2 separate regions of the Homo sapiens genome follow, and region 2 is linked to region 1. Evidence: chromatin loops called from intact Hi-C (ENCODE). Cell type or tissue: gastrocnemius medialis. All regions are shown on one strand. Region 1 overlaps TNIP1 (TNFAIP3 interacting protein 1). Region 2 has its middle 23 kb from the start of SMIM3.

Region 1 (2,500 bases):
ATGGCTTAATTCCTTATTACTGTGTGACAATGTAGAGTTTACCCAGGACATGCAAATCTATTTTCTTATTTGGGCCTCATCTCTACCTATAGAGTAGGCAAGGCTGGGACTAGTATTCCATTCTATAGCTATGGCCATAGGTTTGGAGAGGTCAAGTAACATCATATAATCAGGATTTCTGTGTGACCTGCTATCAGGCAGATGTAGGGTACGGCCAGGGAAACATGCTGATAAATGGTGAAAGTCTGCTCTTCCCTGGTGTTCCGAATCCCAGCCCATGGAGATCCTCTTTTCTTCCCTTTATTCCCCAAATCAGATCCGGCCTTGTCTGCCCTCTTGTGGAAGGGACTTGTAGACTCGGCTGTTCTCCCTTGGGTTCTCTGAGCTGCCTCAGGTGTGGAATTCCCTGGACAGGTCTCTTTACTTTTCCTGTGCCCTTTAATCTCCACTCGTCTTCCTTGAATGCCCCGAGCCAGATGCTCTTCCTGCCCTTCCTGAGAGTGGGAGCGACTTGCCCTTGTGCCCCAGGGTCACCTGTCTCATTAGAGGCATGTGTTACAGAGGGGCGACGAGTGTGCCTTGGAATTGCATGCAGGTGGAATACTAGCTCCACCTTTTACCAGCACTGCAACCTTGGGTAAGTCACATAAGACTCCTAGGCCTCAGTTTCCTCTGTAAAATGAAGATAGTAACACCTGCCTCAAGGGGTGGTTGTGAGGATTCAGTGATGCAATGCTTGTAAAGTAGGTTTAGCGTCGTAAACAGTGAACGTTAGCTGTTGCTCTTTAGGGGAGATTTGGGGCCAGCAGCCAGCTCTGCTGACTCCACGTGGACTCCTCTCTCCCTCGCGGAGGTTCAGGGTGCACCACCCTAGAGCCTGGAATCCACCCTCTTCCTCCTTCCCCGGTAACTTGTTGACCTTTTTGCTAAGCACAGCTCCCATCCAAGATGCCGCAGATTTCAAGTGGGCAGGCCTGTCTGTCCCCTTTCTCAAAGGGGGTGACCTTCCTTGGAGGGCTCCCCCTCACCTTGCTCCTTGGTGCTATGGTGTGCTTACAGGCCTGAGCCTGTAGGGGGCAAGCTCTGCACCCAGCCCTACCTGAAGCCACTTGGGGGTGCAGTGTGGAGGGAAAGAGAACGCTGGAAAGAGAACGCTGAGAATAGAGAGAATCTGACTCCAGGATGATGGCAGACAATGTCAGAAGTCCGGATGGGGCCTGCAGACCTTCTTCTGTTTGAGCTTCTCATCGCATTGAAGCCCAGAGAAGACGAGGGTCTTGGTGTCCATCACAGAGGGGCTTGGAGATAGAGTCGACACACACCCTCCGGACTACTGGCCTTGTCTGCTGTTTCACCCCAGCACTTGCTATTTTTTTTTTTAACCTTTAAACCTTTTTATTTTGGTATAACTAGACTTACAGAAGAGTTGCAAAAATAGTCTAGAGAGTTCCCCTATCCCCTTCCTTTACTTCCCCTAACGGCAACATCTTATAGAACCCAGGTTAAATGATCAAAACTAGGAATTAATGGCATGTACTACTTAGTAAACTACAGACTTTATTCAGATTTCACCAGATTTGCACTCATGTCCTGTCGTGTGCCAGCATGGAGTCTGGGATCCCACATTGCATTCAGTTGTCTCTTCTCCCTCATTTTCCTCTAGTCTGTGACAGTTCCTAGCTGTTCCTTGCTTTTCATGACCTTGAAACTTTTGAGTTGTACTGGCCAGTTATTTGTAGAATGTTTTTCAGTATAGACTTATTTGCTGTCACGATTGAGGCCTCACAAGTGATTGGATCTCATGAGGAGATTGAGGTTACGTGTTTTGGCAAGAATCTCACGGAGGTGACGTTCTGTGTACATCAGAGTGTGCAGAATATTTCTCAGTCCAGCAGACCAGGGGTACATGATGTCAGTGTTTTACTACTGTTAACCTTCATCACTTGGCCAAGTGCTGTCTTTCAAGTTTCTGCAATCAAGTGACCAATTTTCCCTTTGTAATTAATAAGTGTTTATTTTTGAGGAGAAACTTAGAGACTATGCAAATACTCTATTTTTTCTTAAACTTTCACTCACTGATTTTAGTGACCATTGGTGGATCTCCACCTGCAGCAGTTATTACTGTAGTAATGGAATGGTGATTTCATATTTTCCTCATTCTTCCTACACTTATTAATCAGAATTCTTTTGTAAGGAAGAGCTGTCCCTTCTCCCCCATTTATTTATTGATTCAGCTATTTTGTTCTATCAGTATGAACTCAAGAGTATTTATTTCATACTGTGACTTATAATCCAATACTATTGTGATGTATTTTGCTGTTCAAAGTGTTCCCGTTTTGGCCATAGATGTTTTTTTCAGGTTGTCTCTTGTGCCCTTTTGACATGCTCTTTTATTATTATTGTTATTAGTATTATTCATTTGAGCACTTCCTTACTTTCCATCACTATAAGATGCATCAAACTCACCTTATATTTTATCTGCTCCAGCCCCTCAAAGCAG
Region 2 (2,500 bases), 250 kb after region 1:
CCATTCTCTCTCTTTAGCAAGAATTATATAAGGGCCTAATTAAAGTTTTAGCTTACTGAAAGATTTTTAATGTTTTTTGCACCCTTAAAACTTTAGAAAGCAATTTCTGTGAGGAATTAATACTTAAAAATTGAATACTTTGTGTTTTATTAAATAATTGTGGATTCATTAAGAAACATTTTCTAAAAGGAACTTAGTATAGAAGAGATACAAGTTTTATACTTGTTCTAAGGCTGATCCTACAGGATAACAGTAAGGAAATTGCTAATCTCATTACTTCAGTGATTTTTAAAATCCCACATCATTAGGGGCATAGACCATTGGTGTTTTTACATTATTGGCCATCTTATAATTACTACTATTGAGAGCCTCTTCTAAGTCAGACATTAACCAACTACCTTACTTATATTACCTCATTTAATTCTCCCCATGCTCTAGTAGTTATCATCACCATTTTACAGATGTAGAAACTGAAGCTCATTATTGTTAATAATAGATCACATTTTGCTATATTTTACCTTTTCACTTTGCATTCATCACCCCATGTAATAATCATAACAATCCTTTGAAGTAGGTATAATTATTTTCACTCGTATTTTACAGAAGAGGAAATTGAGGCTCAAAGAGTTTATGTTATTTGCTCACGATCACAAAGCTAAGAAATAGTGAAGGTCCTCGCTCTTAGTCTCTGGTTATAGTGTTCCTGGAAAGGGAAGGAGGATGACAGCCAACCTGTAATGCAAAGTATGACTTCTTCCCCACCCCCAGAGAAGATAGGGGCGGAGGTGAGGTAAGTCATGATTAGCGACCTTCAAAATGTTCAGACATTTCCCAAGAAAAAGGAAGTTGATCTCTTCAGTGTGGCCTCAAGAGGGCAGAACTAGCATCCCTGAATCCTTAATCCCACTCTCACCGAGGGAGGAATTCTAACAAAACAGCTAATAAGGGGTGGCTTCAGCAAGACGTGAACCTCCTTTTCACTGGCACGTGGCTCTCAGACTTTAACCTGTTTGTTGAGCACTTACGGATTGTTTTTGCAAAGCAGATACTGAAGAACCAGTTCCAGAGATTCTCGGTCAGTACGTCTGAAGCAGGGCCCTGGAAGCTGCATTTGTAAGCAAATGCTCCTGTGTGAATCTGACACAAGCAGTCCAGGATCACACAGGAGAAATACTGAAAAGGCAACAACTGGCAACCTGTATTATACGGGATGTTGGACTGCATGAGCCCTGTGTTATCGCTACAGTCTCTGAAGCCAGAACTGGGAACATAAAATCTTGATCTGCTAGGAATGTTGTAGGACTGACTCTCACAACTTCGGCAGGCTAACCACTCCATTTGAAAAAAAAGTTATATCGCCATCTGGTGGACTGCCTAAAAGTTATTCAAACTCACCCTAAAAGCACGGAATGATTTTCTCATTTAATTCGGATACACTGCACACTTCACAGACCAGGAATCAAGACTCAGAAGAGTTCAGAAGAGTGTAGGCCACATAGAGCCTGGGTCTCACACCCACCGGTTCCCAGTCTACTACTACGCATGGGCTTGATTTGCTTGCTCAATCACAAAATTTTCCAGGTTTTCCTTTGGCGGAAGATTTAAGTCCCAGACAGCTATCACAGTGAAACAAAGTTCCCAAATACTTCAGTGCAATGTTTCTCAAAGGACAGCAAGTTGCCTTAAAAATGCAGAATTCTTGGCTCCGTCATAGGCCCACTGAAATAGAATCTTTGCAGATAAGGACCAGGATTTTGAGTGGTGGCGGGTGCCTGTAGTCCCAGCTACTCGGGAGGGTGAGGCAGGAGAATGGCCTGAACCCGGGAGGCGGAGCTTGCAGTGAGCAGAGATCGCGCCACTGCCCTCCAGCCTGGGCGACAGAGCGAGACTCCATCTCAAAAAAAGAAAAGCTCCTCAGGTGATTCTGTTGCATACTAAAGTTTGAGAACCATTGCCTTTGAGAAGAAACACTCGATTTATGGATGGAAAGGAAGAAGCTTTCCATCTGCAAATTAAAAATAATCCTTATTAGTGACAACTAATACTAAATACTATTACTGAAACTAAAAGGAAATAAGATTTGCTGTTGGGAGGTAGTACTACAAATTTATTTCCAAACATATTTATCATGAAATGGATGGCTACATGATATAAACAGCTGCATGTACATTTCAGGTGGATCACGTTACACTTTAACATGTACGCACAGGAGTGTGCACACATGTACACACAGTCTCCCAAACTGCATTCCCTTGAACTAGGTAGATATGTATAGAGGCATGCCATTAGAATGTTTGTTTCCAAAGACACATATTTGGTTGAAAAAAGAAATCAGTTTAAGCCAGTTACATTTGAGGTATAACAGAAAAAATTACCCCTGTAAGAAGAAATGGAACAAAATACCACCAAAATAATTTTATTAGTGACAAATTGACAATATATATATTCATGACTTTATTATAGATAATTGTTTTGGGTTGGTGCAAAAGTAATGCAGTTT

What was found. Peaks named below come from ENCODE experiments on the same cell type or tissue, not always from the same donor. Only the 100,000 strongest peaks of a DNase experiment are listed, where the experiment ranks them.
Region 2: a loop joins it to region 1, with 12 times the contacts of the local background. A loop is called at or near these places in 9 of 110 quality-filtered maps.

What each region holds. Positions count from the first base shown.
Region 1 is chr5:151,046,586-151,049,085 of GRCh38, reverse strand. All of the region lies in intron 8 of TNIP1 (TNFAIP3 interacting protein 1), which reads left to right. Among named protein-coding and RNA genes, the nearest start is that of GPX3, 27 kb to the right of the region's middle. RefSeq lists an enhancer at 983-1,122. In gastrocnemius medialis, a CTCF peak has its summit at 1,050 (motif pointing right); a DNase peak (open chromatin) is centred at 1,085; H3K27ac peaks cover 1,320 bases.
Region 2 is chr5:150,800,100-150,802,599 of GRCh38, reverse strand. No RefSeq gene overlaps it. Among named protein-coding and RNA genes, the nearest start is that of SMIM3, 23 kb to the right of the region's middle. In gastrocnemius medialis, CTCF peaks have their summits at 1,157 and 1,371 (motif pointing left); no DNase peak of the experiment used is centred here; H3K4me3 peaks cover 750 bases; H3K27ac peaks cover 675 bases.